Linked DNA regions of Homo sapiens: region 2 is linked to region 1. The links are chromatin loops, found by intact Hi-C in ENCODE. Cell type or tissue: endothelial cell of umbilical vein. All regions are shown on one strand. Region 1 overlaps SMAD3-DT (SMAD3 divergent transcript). Region 2 holds the start of SMAD3-AS1 (SMAD3 antisense RNA 1).

Region 1 (8,000 bases):
ATGAGACTGAAGCTAACCAATTAATCTATAGACAAAACGAGAGGAGGGCAAAGGGGAGGGAGGCACCATGGGTAGCTCTGCAGTTGGTTTCAGTGCCTGGGAACACAGATGGAAGAAGGATGGGGTCCAGGGGAAGGCCTTGACGCCCCTTGATCCTTGCTGAGTTTGAAAGGACTGTGGGATGTCCAGGGGAAAGTCAGGTGGCCAGGCTGGAAGGTCCAGCAGAGCTCTAGGCCTGGGATGGACACTGGGGACCATCACTGTAAAGAGACAGGTTGATCTGGGAGAGCAGGTGAGGATGTGCAGAAGGAAGAGCTGCCAGGGGAAGGAGAAGCTTCTGTGTGGCTGAGAAGGAGCAGCTGGAGAGTAAGGAGGAAATCCAAGGGCAGGCAGTAACTGTTAAGCCAGAGAGTCTGCCAGAGGGCCAGTGAGATGAGGACTGAAGAGGACTCACTGTCATTAGCAGCAAGGAGGTGGGTGCTCAGGACATTATGGAGATCAAGTTTAAGTGGGTGCTGGGGGACAGAAGCCAGAGTACAGCAAGTGGAGAAGGATACACATCACCTTCAAGAAGCTTGGCTGTGAAGGAGAGAAGAGAGGGCTGGAGCTTGAGAGAAAGGTGGGCTCTGACTTTCTTTTATCTTTTTCTTTTCTTCTTTCTTTTTTTTTTTTGTTTTTTTTTTTAGACAGGGCCTCACTCTGTCACCCAGACTGGAGTGCAATGGTGTGATCTTAGCTCAGTGCAGCCTCGAATTCCTGGGCTCAAGTGATCCTCCTGCCTCAGCCTCCCAAAGTGCTGGGATTACAAGCATGCACAATCATGCCTGGCTAATTTTTAAATTTATTTTTATTTTCTATAGAGACAAGGTCCTTCTGTGTTTCCCAGGGGGGTCTTGAACTCTTGTGCTCAACCAATCCTCCCACCTTGGCCTCACAAAGTGCTGGGATTATAGGCATGAGCCACCACGCCCAGCCAGCTCTCACTTTCAAATTCCTATCATTTTGACCATCAGAGGAACTGGAAGATTGGGGAAGCCCCGAGACATTTCCCCACAAAACTGCCAAAGCCTGCTTCCTCCAGTGGTTGATTCCACTTCCTCTGCTTCCACGCCCACCATCTGTGCACCTCTTCTCCCAGCTGCATCTTTTCTTTTTTCTTTTTTTTGGAGATGGAGTTTTGCTATTGTTGCCCAGGCTGGAGTGCAATGGCACAGTCTTGGCTCACCGCAGCTTCTGCCTCCGGGGTTCAAGCAATTCTCCTGCCTCAGCCTCCCAAGTAGCTGGGATTACAGGTGCACACCACCATGCCCGGCTAATTTTTGTATTTATTATTATCATTATTATTATTTGAGATGGAGTCTCACACTGTTGCCCAGGCTGAAGTACAATGGCAGGATCTCAGCTCACTGCAACCTCCGCCTCCTGGGTTCAAGCGATTCTCCTGCCTCAGCCTCCCGAGTAGCTGGGTTTACAGGCGCCCACCACCATGGCTGGCTAATTTTTTGTATTTTTAGTAGAGACAGGGTTTCACTATGTTGGCCAGGCTGGTCTCGAACTCCTGACCTCAGGTGATCCGCCCACCTTGTCCTCCCAAAGTGCAGCTGCATCTTTTCTGATTGGTGCAGACCTCCCAATTGGCCTGGCTGTTGCATGCATAGTGAAAATGTGGCTGAACAAAGGGAGGCGATTGTCAGTGTCAGAAGTGAGTTCAGGTCCAAGCTTTCTGGTTTCTGAACTGGAATGTCTTTGCCATTATCTAGTCCAAAGCATTTCAGATTTTTCCAATGAAGAGCCCCTACTGGCACACAGGAAACAGCTCAGACACCAGGGATCAGGGTTATGAAATGAAGTATGCGGCAGCCACTAAAAGCCTAGTGTATCTCTAATTTCTCTAAAACCTCATGTTTTAGCATAAAAGCGCATGCAGTGTTGCATCCTACTCTGACATACTTGGGTGCTTTGGGGTTTTAAAATTATATTTGGAATTGCTTACCTTCATATGAAATTGACACTCAAAGAAGGTGCACCAGCTTTGTCCCATGACCCTCCCGTTAGAGCAGCAGTCAGAAGTCAGATCGTCTCCCTCCACCTTTCTTTCTTTCCTTCCCTCGCTCCCTCCCTCTCTCTCTCTTTCTTTCTTTTCTTTTCTTTCTTTCTTTTTTTTTTTTTTTGAAGGAGTCTTGCTGTGTTGCTTAGGCTGGAGTGCAGTGGTGCAATCTCAGCTCACTGCAACTTCCACCTCCCAGGTTCAAGCAATTCTCCTGCCTCAGCCTCCTGAGTAGCTGGGACTACAGAGGTGCGCCACCATGCCTGGCTAATTTTAGTATTTTTAGTGGAAATGGGGTTTCAAAATATTGGCCAGGCTGGTCTCAAACTCCTGACCTCGTGATCTGCCTGCCTTGGCCTCCCAAAATGCTCAGATTACAGGCGTGAGCCACCACACCCGGCCCATCCCTCCACCTTTCTTACACCTGTGCATACACACATACACAATCACACAAACTACAATTGAGACTGAGGTCCAGAGAGGTGGTCACATGGCCAAGATCACACAGCAAGCGCGTGGGTCTAGCTCCATTAACTCCCTATCCATTGCTCCTTCTTTGCAACTCCATTGCCAAGGAATTGAGGATGGCATAGTTTTTACTGGGGAATCTCAGATTTCCTGTTTGATATTGGCAGATGAAATTAGGAATGGGGAACAGAGGTTTAGAGTGGAAAACAAGTAATTTAATTATTTGGGTCCCATAACTAGGTTCTGATGCTTTGAAAACATGACACTATTGTATTTATGTAAATAGCCATGCTCGAGGGAGGATTTGACAGGCCTCAAGGAGGCCTTTCTCCTCCAAATTATCTTCTCTATTCTGGTGTTAAGACTTGAAATCCACCTTCAAGTTAAGCATTGTCCTTTCCCCCAGGTCATTGCTATGGGTTGAGTTAGTCCCTCTGAAATTCATATGTTGAAGTCTTAACCCTCAGTATGTCACATCATTTGGAGACAGGGCCTTCACAGAGGTAACCAAATCAAAATGAGGTCATTTGGGTGGGCCCTAATCCAAAAACACTGGTGTCCTTATAAGAAGTGGAGGCCGGGCGCGGTGGCTTACACCTGTAATCCCAGCATTTTGGGAGGCCAAGGCAGGCAGATCACCTGAGGTCAGGAGTTCCAGACCAACCTGACCAACATGGAGAAACCCAGTCTCTACTAAAAATACAAAATTAGCTGGGCATGGTGGCACATGCCTGTAATCCCAGCTACTCGGGAGGCTGAGGCAGGAGAATCGCTTGAACCCGGGAGGCGGAGGTTGTGGTGAGCTGAGATCACGCCATTGCACTCCAGCCTGGGCAACAAGAGCTAAACTCCATCTCAAAAAAAAAAAAAAAAAGTGGAGATTTGGGCCGGGCACAGCGGCTCACATCTGTAATCCTAGCACTTTGGGAGGTGGGAGGATTGGTTGAGCCCAGGAATTTGAGACCAGCCTGGGCAACATAGTAAGACCCCATCTCTACAAATAAAAAAAAAAAAATTAGCCAGGTGTGGTGGCATGTGCTTGTGGTCCCAGCTACTCAGGAGTCTGAGACAGGAGGATCACCTGAGCCCTGGAGTTTGAGGTTGCAGTGAGCCATTATCGCACCTCTGCACTCCAGCCTGGGTGATGAAGCGAGACCCTGCCCTTCCCCACTGGCCTCCCGCAAAAAAAAAAAGAAGAGGAGATTTGGACACAGAGATACACATAGAAGGAAGAAAGATGGTGTGAGGGAAAAGACGGCCATCTACAAGCCAAAAAGAGAGACCTGGACAGATCCTTCCCTCACAACCCTCGAAAGGAACTAACCCTGCTGGATAACTTAATTTCACACTTTTAGCCTCCAGAACTATGAAAGGATGCATTTCTGTTATTTAAACTACTCAGTTTGTGGTACTTTGTTATGGCAGTCTTAACAAACAAACAGAGTCATCTTTGTGAAGCCTTGTGCTTCTGGGAAGGAAAGCACAGCCAGATTCCTACAGCAGAAAAGCATGATCTTCCCTTAGTAAAGGGATTATTTCTGCCTCTGTCTTTGAGCTGGACCCTCTGTAGGTAACTCACACACAACATCTAATTTCCTCTTCACCAGAGGGATACATAATAAGGACAAAAATTAATGCTCATATTCACTGAGCATTTACTATGTACCAGGCAGTTTTTAATGATTTACATTTGATACCCACTACTAGGAGGTATGAGGGACTATTATTCCTATTTTACAGATGAGGAAACTGAGTCCCACTGAGGTTACGTGTCCCAGTGAGGTTACGTGTCCAGCCCAAGTCACTCAGCTAACAGTAAGTGACTGGACCAAAATTAGAAAACACGTTCCACCCACCTTTCTAACCCCTCTCAGAATGAATGAGCTTCCTGCAACTTTCCTTCGGAGCCAATGGACAGGGAGCTGACCCCAGGCCATGGTGGGCTAATGCAGGAAGAAGAGGAAGGTGGAGACAGCCATCGGTGCCTGAAACCTGCACCTTCTGTCCTGCAAGGCAGCCCTCCCTCAGCCCCACTGCAGGTTCAATGGGCTTGGGCCTAAGTTGGGGCTGACGTCAGCTGAGGGAAATTCGACTTGGAGAACAAAAGCTTCCACCACAGGAAAAAACTTCCTGTTCAAGTCCTGGCAAGAGAGCTCGGGTTTCAACCACACAGCTGGTAAAGTCATCGGCTGGTCGTGGGCTGGCGACGCAGGGGCTCCCAAGGGCACGGAGCAGCTGGGCGGAAGGCCTGGAGATCTCTTCCCGCCAGGCTGCAGGGGTCTGATCAGAGAGACCCAAGATTCCCCTGTGGATGGTGGTGGGGAAGGGCTGAGGCCAGGCCTTGTCAAAGTCCTTTCCCACCTCTGACTTTGGCCAATCCTCCCAAACGCGTAGAGCCAAGCAGCCATCATCAGTGCGCCCATATCCATTTGCCAGTAAAGAAACCAAGTCCAGAGAGGGGTGGTCAGTATCTCAATGATAGTCATCAAATTAGATGGGGGGTGGGGGGAGTGGGAGGACTTGAACCCAGTCCTTGATCTCTTCCTGAGTTCTCGGTTCTTTGGTTACTAAACAAAGGAGGAAAAAGATCTAACAAAGATCTAGGTGAAAAGGAGACAAATTCCAAAGACCCCATTTTTCCAGCCACCCATCCTGCCTCAGCAGAGCACTGAGGGCTGGGTGGAAGAACATTCACTCATTCATCCATTCAGCACATCAGGCACCCACCATGTGGATGCCATCCAGCCTGGGAGCCACATGTGCCCAACTAACTTGTTTTAAGTCCATTCAGCAAGGTGGGGCTCGAGATCCAGGCAACAGAGGAAGTAACGAATGGAATGGACATAAAGTTGGTGGATACATGAAAGGTATCATTGTTAATAATATTGTTCCCCTGTTCAGCACATGTTTTAGTCAAGCACCAATTATTAGCAAGGCACAGAGGCACAGTGCTCCAGCTATGTCTGCCAGGCTATGTGCCAGTCACTTTACATGGAATTTCATTTCATCTTTACATCCACCCTATGAGGTGGTGAAGTGGACACCAGGATCTACAAGCTCCCTTTTTTGGGAATTTGGACCCCTCCCCCATCACATGGGTGAGTCCCTGAGGCCACGTTTGTACCTAGTGGTCCCGCCTTATGGTCATAGGTGATTAGATTAGGAGTGGGCATGTGGCTCAAGCTGGGCCAATCAGGTTCTCTTTGTGGAGAATTTATTTATTTATGGAGATGGAATCTCACTCTGTCACCCAGGCTGGAGTGCAGTGGCGTGATCTCGGCTCACTGCAACCCCTGCCTCCCGGGTTCAAGCAATTCTTCGGCCTCAGCCTCCCTAGTAGCTGGGCCTACAGGAGTGCCTCACCACGCCCTGCTAATTTTTATATTTTTAGTAGAGACAGGGTTTTGCCATGTTGGCCAGACCAGTCTTGAACTCCTGACCTCAAGTGATCCACCCGCCTTGGTTTCCCAAAGTGCTGGGATTCTTTTTTTTTTTTTTTTTTTTTTTTGAGATGAAGTCTCAGTCTGTCACCCAGGCTGGAGTGCAGTGGTGCGATCTGGGCTCACTGCAACCTCTGCCTCCTGGGTTCAAGAGATTCCCGGGAGGCAGAGTGTGTGTGTGGAGGATCTCGGGTGCGGAGTAGCCACCACACTCAGCTACTTTTTGTATTTTTAGTAGAGATGGGGTTTTGCCATGTCGGTCAGGCTCGTCTCAAACTCCTGACTTCGGGTGATCCACCCACCTCAGCCTCCCAAAGTGCTGGGCTTACAGACATGAGCCACTGCGCCCAGCCAAGTGCTGGGATTCTTTGTGGAGAGTTTAGAATTGAGATGTCATATTAACTGAGGCTTATCAGAACTGAGGGGTTGAGGGGGAGAAGAGAGTAATGCAGCAGGTAGCTGAGGGTGGTAGAGAGGCTGGTGGCCTTCCTGTCCAGGTTCTAAGCAAAGTCTGGTTGCTTTCCCTCCTGGGCCCCTCCAGGCTTGCTACATTCTTATGATGCATTCTGGTTTTGCCTAAGCTAGCTTGAGCCAGTTTCTGTCACTTGCATCCAAAGAGTCCTCGGTAGAACAGCGAGTTCCATGATGGCAAGGGACTGGGTCTTGTTCACTAAAGTGTCCTTAGGACCTGGTACATAAAAAGGGCTCCATAAATGTTAGTTGAATTAATAAAAAGTGGAGGTTCCGAGAAGTTAATTGATTTGGACCCGAGCCTCACAGTAAGTAACAGCTGGACTTTGAACTGGGTCTACCGGCTTCAGAGCATGTGCCTTTTCTGCCATACCAGGCTGGCTTTTATAAATTGTTCTCCTTATTATTATATTAAAATCACAGGTAGTCAGAACTAGAGTGAACCTGAAGACTAGTAAGTTTTATTGTTTTGTAGACGAGAAATTGGGGCCTAGGGAGGGGAAATGGCAGAAGTTTCTTGATTCTCATGCAGCTACCTAACCCGAGCTGACGTTTAATTATCATGTGTGTGACACTGCTGTGCTTGCTGTTTGAGTACTGAAATGTTTTCATACCAGTTGATGACTAGCAGCTGCCTCAAGCCCTTAGTGTCCCCTCCTCTGTAGCCCCAGCCTTCAGAACCCCCGGGCTTCCATTATCCACAAGCAAAGGGGTTGTGCTGAGTCCAGCACGGCTCTCCAGGTCTATTCTGATTGGTCAGTATCTGTGCCACTCGACCTGTTAAATATCAGCCTTGAATTTACCTAGTGTGATTTGAAGAGTTCTGGTTACTTTGTCTCTCCATTAAAGAGAAGTGGGGATTTTAAAATATAGCAAAAATAGCATTGCTATCCTTCCCCTCTGCCTCCCATGGCAGCTCAAATTCTACTGTTCAGAAACATTTCATGTATCCACTCACCCCTTCATTCCACAAATATTTACTGGGTGCCGATTCTGTGACAGGCTTTTGGCCCCCAGGAGCTCTTGTTCCCCACCACCTAAAATGTAAATTCCCCTGGGGAGGGAGGAATCTGAAGTTGGTATGGCCTGCATGCCATGGGGGTGATTTGGTAGTGGCAGGGATGACCCACTGGGCTGGCTTAGCCACCTGCAAAAGGTCAGCAACAAACAGGCAGACCAAAAGAAGTAATCGAGAGGGAGAAAGATAATACAGAAATAAACAACTGTATTTCAGCACATGTGTAAGTTGCATGGCACATCAAAACACCAACATTTAGGCCAGGCACGGTGGTTTACACCTATAATCCCAGCACTTTGGGAGGCCAAGGCAGGCGCGGATCACTTGAGGTCAGGTGTTCGAGACCAGTCTAGCCAACATGGTGAAACCCTGTCTCTACTAAAAATACAAAAAGTTAGCCAGGTGTGGTGGCAGCCGCCTATAATCCCAACTACTGGGGAGGCTGAGACAGGAGAATTGCTTGAGCCTAGGAGGAAGAGGTTGCAGTGCGCCGAGATTGCACCACTGCACTCTAGCCTGGGTGATGGAGTGAGACTCTGTCTCAAAAACAAACAAA
Region 2 (8,000 bases), 140 kb before region 1:
GCAGAAGGCTCCTGGGCAGATCCTTGGAGGGGGAAGCCAAGAAACACCTTGCCTTATCCTTGGGAGGGCTGGACTCCACTGGAAACACACAAAGATCGCCTAGACCTTGGGCTATCCCACCTCCCAAGGGCCATGGGTGGGCACAGAATTTGTACTTTCTGGAAAAGAAGAAGGTTGGTTACTGGAGAAAGTTCAGCCTGATGATAATTATCTGTAAAGCACGCAGACACCAAGAACTTTTCAACATCAGGCTATGGATTTGGCGAGGCCCAGAGTTTCTCAACGTTGGCACTACTGATGTTTTGGGCTAATCTTTGTTGGGGCTAGGGGGCTGTCCTGTGTAGAGACAGATATAGAATGCTTAACAGCATGTCTGGCTCCCTCACACTGGATGCCGGTAGCTGTGACCCACCTGCAGCTGTGACAACTGAAAAAAAATACCTCTAAACATTGCCAAATGTCCCCTGGGGGGCAAATCTGCTCTCTTCCCTCCCCTTGAGATCCCCCTGGGCTAAGGAAATGCTCTGAGATGAGCAAGATGCGGGAAAACAGAAGGAATCCCCCCCGCCCGCCCCCCAAGACGGAGTTTTGCTCTTGTTGCCCAGGCTGGAGTACAGCGGAGTGATCTTGGCTCACTGCAACCTCCAGTTCAGGTGATTCTCCTGCCTCAGCCTTCTGCGTAGCTGGGATTACAGGCATGCACCACCACGCCTGGCTAATTTTTGCATGTTTAGTAGAGACGGGGTTTCACAATATTGGCCAGGCTGGTCTCAAACGCCTGACCTCAGGTGATCCACCTGCCCCAGCCTCCCAAAGTGCTTGGATTACAGGCGTGAGCCACTGCACCTGGCCAAACAGAAGCAATTTACACCTCAGAGCAAGCGTTTACCCAGCACTTCTCACTCAGTAACTCACTGGATAAAGGGATCCTGCAGGCTGAGTATCTCATCACTCCCATTTTACAGATGAAAAATTTTTGATGCTGAGTGACTTGCCCAAAGTCACCCAGCAAGGAACAGTGCCTGGGCTTGAACCTAGATGTTACACTCCAAACTCAGTTCTCTATGACTACAAAGCACACTGGGTTTAAATCAGCAGAGATTCTCTTTTGGCTGTGGTGAGAGCCCCTCCCTTCCCCCATGCAAAGAAGACGGTTAAATATTGAAGGAGGAGGAGGAGGAGAGTGTTTAGGGCTTTTCTATTTAATAGCTTTGGTCTTCACAAACTTTTTTCTCCAAGCACCAAGTTGATGGGGATTGCTTTTTCTTGAGTGTCAGCAGGATCATAGAACTTTCAAGTCACAAATAAAAGATGCTACAAAGATCTGGGTTGGTCTGTGACTACTGGAAGAAAGGGAAAAGTTGCCAGGCTTCACAGAATCTTCTGGGTGGCCATTTCACTCTGCTGAAAATTAGGCCTGACAATGGTTTATGTTTTTTTAAGAGATCACTCATGGACCCATTCAGCATACTCACAGCCCTTGGCAACGTTCTGATGGGCTTAAGGCAACAGTGGACTTCACCTCAGCTTTCATTAAAATCCCTCACCCCCAAAAGCTGACCTCCAACAATACAGGAAGCTTGAAATGGAGTAAGTCACAAAGCCAGGTGTGTTTAGACCCATCTTCTCATTCTGGGTGATCTGGGCCTCTCGCTCGGCAGCAGGCCTGTTCATGTAGCCAACACTTAGAGTCTTCTCTGTTTCCAAACTACTTTGGGGAATCAAATTAATTTGCATTGTCAGTTTGAGGGAGAAGAAAATAACCCATAGGACAGAAAGGATTCCTTCATTCTACGACAACATGATGTTCCATTTGGTGGAAACAAAAATGAGTATTTAGGTAAAAACATTTATCAGCCCCAAAACTCTAACTTTGTAAAAACAGAATAGAAGATACTAGAGGCTGAAAAGTGTAAAGGGAACAGAGGGATGGGGAGAAATTTGTTAAAGGTCTCAAAATTACAGCTAAAGAGGAAAAATCAGTTCTAGTGTCCTAAACCACTGTAAGATGATTATACTTAACAATAATATATTATATAGCTTCAAATATCTAGCAATCATATATTACAATATTATTATTACATAGTTTACAATTATTATGTAATATATGATTGTTACTATGTATAATCATATATTACATAGTTTCAAATAGGAGAATATTGAATGCTTATATAGTAACATACATAGTAACATTCATATATTACATAGTTTCAAATAGAAGGAGGATATTGAATGCTTCCAACCCAAAGAAATGATAAATGCTTGACAGGATGGAGATGCTAATTAACCTGATGTGATCACCATAATGACATTAATATGTATCAAAACATCACTATGTATCCCATGAATATGGACAATTATTTGTCAATTTAAAAAAATCAAATATTTTTCAAAAACTCTAACTTTAGAGGGAAAGGAAAAAGGGAAAATAGCCTGGGTGCAATGGCTCATGCTTGTAATCCCAGCACTTTGCGAGGCTGAGGTGGGTGGATTACAAGGTCAGGAGTTCGAGACCAGCCTGGCCAACATAGTGAAACCCTGTCTCTACTAAAAATACAAAAATTAGCCGGGCATGGTGGCGCAAGCCTGTAGTCCCAGCTACTCAGGAGGCTGAGGCAGGAGAATCGCTTGAACCCAGGAGGTGGAGGTTGCAGTGAGCCGAGATTGTGCCACTGCACTCCAGCCTGGGCAACAGAGAGAGACTCCGTCTCAAAATAAATAAATAAATAAATAAATAAAAGGGAAAATGGGGAGAAAGAGCTATTGGAGACTGTGAGATAATGGTCTCATCTTAGACCCTCTTCTCCAAAGAAAAGAAAACAGGCTTAGAGGTGGCAAGGTAGAACTGAAACACAAATCTGGGCCTTCCACTAATATATGAATGTCTTAAGACTGAGATATAAGGCCTGGCGTGGTGGCTCACGTCTGTAATCCCAGCACTCTGGGTAGCCAAGGTGGGCAGATCACCTGAGGTCAGGAGTTCCAAGACCAACCTGGCCAACATGGTGAAACCCCGTCTCTACTAAAAATACAAAAAAATTAGCCAGGCATGGTGGTGGGCACCTGTAATCCCAGCTACTGGGGAGGCTGAGGCAAGAGAATCACTTGAACCTGGGAGGTGGAGGTTGCAGTGAGCCGAGATTGTGCCACTGCACTCTAGCCTGGGCGACAGAGAGAGACTCCATCTCAAAAAAAAAAAAAAAAAAAAAAAAAAGACTGAGAAATAGCTTTGCTCTCTTAATAAAAAAAAAAAAAAAAAAAAAGCAGGACATGGAAAAGTCCCCTCCCCTGACAACTGCAATTTCTCAAGTCTTATCTGCCGGCAAACCTCACTATTAGTTCAACTTCACAAAACAAACAATTCTTATTACAGGACTCTTAGTCATTCTGTTTTTCACTTTCTTCCACAGAGCAGAAGCCATTAGGTCTGGGTATCCTCTCTCTGCCCTCTTTTCCCAGACCTGGTTCCCAGCCTCCCGCCTCCTGCAGTCAGGTCTGCCCGAATCGGAGCACCATGAATCACTTCCTGTGGGCAGACTGCACGCTTGGGGGTGGGATTTACTTTCTTTCTTTCTTTCTTTTTTTTCCTGGAAAAGATTCTCACAGACTTTTGGGGTAAAACAAGTGGAACCAGGCGATGATAACTGGCGGCCTTGTTCTATCAAAACAAATCTTAAAGTTTCCAAAGACTTAGAGAAAATGTCAGGCGGGCATTCCTGACTGGGGGCGGGGGTTGGGGAGAGGTGAAGAGGGCAAATGAGGAGGTTTTGTGTTAATTGCACAGTTTTGACTTCCTTAATTATGAGTCACCGGCTAGAGAGATAAAACAATGTCACAAGTGCTGCATAACATGCAACGGGTCAACCGGGCGACTCAGTGACATTCACGCGGAGAGGCAGTGCCTCAGGACAAGCGCTCACTCCAGTGATTTTACAACAATTCCTAGCAAATGTCACACAGTATGGTTGGGACATTTACAACCATCTCAGTCTTATGACATTTACAACTCAGTCTCTTCTTTTTAAAAGAAGCCCCAAAGCCTTCAGGATTTGCAAACCTTTCAGTTAGCCACTGTTGGGTATGAATGGGGAGCTGGAAGTAAAGGAAGGGTGGGAAATGACCATGTTTCTTGAAAAAGTTAGTTTAAGGACCATGGAGGTAAAGAGGTACCTTTACATGCAAAAAATGCAGCATTTGCATGACAGCAATTGCTAACGTTCCATACACATTCTCTTGCTTTCTGAACCAAAGCTTTACAAGCTTATATAAGCAGTTTCCATCCCAAATGGTAACAAAGAATGGGTGCCCTGTATATTCTGGCATCTGTACCCTGAGGACAGTTAAGTGGCCAATTAGCATTCCTTTCTGTCTAAGGGTACAGACCTCCTATTGTACCTAAAAAAAAAAAGGTTCTGGTTCATTGGGGCAATTCACCTAAGACAGCAAAGAACCCCTATGGGCAGGAAAACAGGAATTCCACACAAGCAAGAAAGGAGGACTTCAGAGAAGCCAGGCCCACACTTAACAATGTCAGGGTGGCAACAGCCCTCCTCGATTAAGCCGGCCTCATCAACTAAGTGGCCCTTGTCTGAAAGCTGCATCCCTAAAACAGCTACAATCAGGAACAAGCAAAGGGTTCCAGGTGAGGCGTCCTCCCGCTGGGTCCTAGATACTTACAACTCTCCCCGGTATCAGCCCACCCAGTCCCAGCTGAGATTCAGAGCACCTGCCCACCCACCACCTCACCCCCACTTCCTAGACAGGCCTAATTTACAGGCATAGAAACTCAAAATGCTGAACAGGCCCAAGTAGTGGAGGTAAAATGTTGCAGCCACAGTATCTGAATGTGAGGCTCCTGCACTCTTGGCCACCAGCATAGTGCGCTGAGGTGCAGGTGGGGACAGAGCCCTTGGAGGTCCAATTATCTTCCAGCTCAAACAGTAACCCACTCTGTGGCTCTCTGCTAAGAATGACCTCTCTCCATCCTCCCCTCCTCGAACTCTTACAGTCCACCATCCCCACTGTCCCACACTCTTCAAATTCATCATCATTTAGCACCAAAGGCCTGGTATGATGAAGTGACTTCTGTGTGTTTCTGACTTCCCTTCCCAACTGTGCCAGGAGCTCCTTGAGGGAAAGGAAACCTAGCTTAACTTTGCCTGCATCCTGGATGGAGCGAGGGGCTTGCAGGTCACATTTGCTCAGAAAATAGTAATGGTAATGGAATTATTAGCTGATAGCGTGCATCAGCAACTGGTAAGCTTCATAGTACCTTTCAGAAGACGTAGGAAATAAGCAAAGATCTCAGGCTGCCCACCAGCCTTGTGAACCCGATCAAGAAGTCAAGCCTCATAGCAAAGGGATCCACAGACGCACATTACTGCCATGGGCCCAATACCAGAAATGTTCTTTAAGCAATCAGCTGGTCTTGAGAGGTGCAATTAAAAACAGCAGGGGAATGACAGCCACAGGTGCCAGTTAGGCGAAAGCAACCAGCGGGGAAGTGCAGGAAGCTAAAATGTTTTTGAATGAGGAAGCTCTGCCCACTTGCCATACCAGGGAGAGAGAGTCATCTGTGGCTAAGGTTGTAGGCAGACATTAAATACAGCGATTTGCAATAAACTTGCTCAACAAATATTTGTTAACTGGAGATTTTTATCAAGTGTTGGATTTAATAGAGGAGAAAGCACACAGATATATGGCCCACACTGGGGATGGACTGGAGCCCTGGCTGCTCATTAGATGACAGGGGTGTGTGTGGCCCTCCCTCTGGCTGTGCTACCGACTCATGGAGGAGTCTTTAGGTATGGATTATCTCATTTAAAAAATGATGGGTTCAACGGATCTCTAGTGTCTTCTCACCTTCTAGTACCTTCTAGCATTCCAAATACCTGTGAAATACACTAATTTGCAGGGGGAAGTGGCTTAAAGGTGTTCTGTGTCTACACTTCTCATTCCTTCAATGCTTTTAGGCACCTAGGGCCTTGGAGAAAACCTGAATCATAATATAGCAGCAGAGCAAATAAGTAATCAAAAATGTGGACTACCAACAAAAATTCCTCTTCCCTACTGTACATGGAGCAACAAACAGAAAGGATGAGAGAGAAAACTTCAGAACTTTGACTCTTTCTGCAGGTTAGAAGCAAACACAAAAGCCAAGTAAGCCCCAAACCCGACGCCAACATCAACTAAACAGTGGCAGTCGTAGCTGTCATGTGGGATATAAAGGAATTAAATTGATTTCAAACAACTTCCTGAGAGAGGAGGTTGCTTTAAACCAGAAAGGTGAGGGAGGCTGCAGAATTACTGACCTCAAAAATCAGAGGTCATGGAATGAATGAGACAGGTAGACAGGTTCCAGACATGCTCACATCTGTGGCTGGTAGAACTGGACCTGGACACGACACTGGGGCGGGGGCAGTGGAAGGGTGGTGTGCAAATGTCCTTTTGCAGAATATTCCAGCCTCAGAACCACAGGACTTTGGAGCTGGTGGGGGGCATTTCACCACCACCTTCTTTTCCCCCTGAACACGTGAGGAAACTGGGGCCCAGGAAAGGATGGCATTTACCCAGGGATCCTTCTGAGTGAGCTCCTATGTTGTTTTTTTTCTACTCCAGGAATCATGACCCCAAAACTATGGCCCCAAATAGAAAACTCAGCTGTCGGTGTAACTGAACAAAGAAGCTAACACCACAATAAAGGGCAGGAGCTTCCATCAAGAGCAGAAAGAACAGAGTGGTTTCTGTGGAGGAGCGGCTGTGCCTGGCATTTCCCACCCTGCACACACCCAGCTGTTGGGGCCACAGTCCACTGCAGCCTGTCTTTCAAGTCGGCCCGGCTGTCAAGCCTGGGCCCATCTCCCGGGCTCTGTAAACAGTTCTGGCTCTCTCTCTCTCTTCCCTCCTCTACTCTCAGAACACCACACATCACTGGGGCCTGGATTGTTTGGTAACAATGGAGGGGAACGTTAAACAAGAGTTGACGACGGGAAGTGAATCACTGAATTCTCAAACAGGCTCCGTGGAAGGAGCAAAGAACTGTGGGAGGGGCCCCTGGCAGGGCCTGGCGGGGTGCAGGGGAATCTTTGGAGGCTGCTCTCTTCTCACCCCGCCAAAGGACACCCTTTCAACTCTGCCTGGCTGTAACCAGGTAGCAGCTTCATATGTCAGGCCCCATCTAGCTCCCAAATCAACCCCGCTACTTCCGAGTTTCCCTGGTGTTCTCTGCTCCTTGGATTAAGCAGGAGGGAGAAATGGAGAAAGAGCCTTTTTTCTACAAACACTGACCCAACTTTGTCCCCATACACCTTAAAGTCTGACCCTGAAGAGGCAGCTACAGGCTCTAACAGAAGGAAAAGGCTCATTCTTCTCTCCCCGCTCAGGCATCAGCTACTTAAATGGAGATGTCCTCAAAGGAAAATATAAAACACAGAGACAATGTCTCTGTATGACCTGAGATTCCATATAAGTGTCTGAGAGAAGTCCCTCCCCGCTCCCCATCCCCGAACACACATTCCCTCTCCTAAGTCTGCACTGACTCCCACTCAACCCTGGTGCCATGGAACAGCCCCCTCCAGCCTCCACACTACCCGCTCTAGGCCGCACCTCCACTGACAGCTGCTCTGGCCACGTGCCCTGGGTCTATAACCTTCAAAGTCTGGTCTCTGGCAGGCTGTCACATTTTATTCAAATGATGTGTAGGCATACTCTCTGCTCCTCCAAAGAGCAGTTGATCATCCAGTCTGTGTTTACTACAGGCCTACTATGTGCAAGGCACTTGGTATCTCTGTCTTAACTTCCTTTGCAAAAAATCGAAGATTAATGGCTCAATCTAGGAAACATTTAAGATTCTATGTGCAGGAAGAACAGGGCTGGGCACCCCTTGGTATATGTAAATGTGTCCTCAGTTTTGCTTTATAGGATCTCTTTCCACAACTAGTTTTACCATGTCTACTTCAGCCTCATTAAGGAGTTAACACTGACCAGTTGCTTCCTAGAAG

What was found. Peaks named below come from ENCODE experiments on the same cell type or tissue, not always from the same donor. Only the 100,000 strongest peaks of a DNase experiment are listed, where the experiment ranks them.
Region 2: it touches region 1 in a loop (2.4-fold over the local background); 1 of 110 quality-filtered maps calls a loop at or near these places.

What each region holds. Positions count from the first base shown.
Region 1 is chr15:67,010,552-67,018,551 of GRCh38, reverse strand. All of the region lies in intron 2 of SMAD3-DT (SMAD3 divergent transcript), which reads left to right. Among named protein-coding and RNA genes, the nearest start is that of SMAD3-DT, 50 kb to the left of the region's middle. In endothelial cell of umbilical vein, no CTCF peak of the experiment used is centred here; a DNase peak (open chromatin) is centred at 4,701; H3K27ac peaks cover 1,739 bases.
Region 2 is chr15:67,146,062-67,154,061 of GRCh38, reverse strand. All of the region lies in intron 1 of SMAD3 (SMAD family member 3), which reads right to left. It overlaps SMAD3-AS1 (SMAD3 antisense RNA 1), which reads left to right and starts at 7,123. Exons shown (of 3, transcript NR_186224.1): 1 at 7,123-7,150; 2 at 7,921-8,000. RefSeq lists enhancers at 615-784, 3,308-4,115, 4,923-5,730, 6,737-7,031, 6,109-7,043 and 1 more. In endothelial cell of umbilical vein, no CTCF peak of the experiment used is centred here; DNase peaks (open chromatin) are centred at 3,451, 5,411, 6,951 and 7,621; H3K27ac peaks cover 5,716 bases.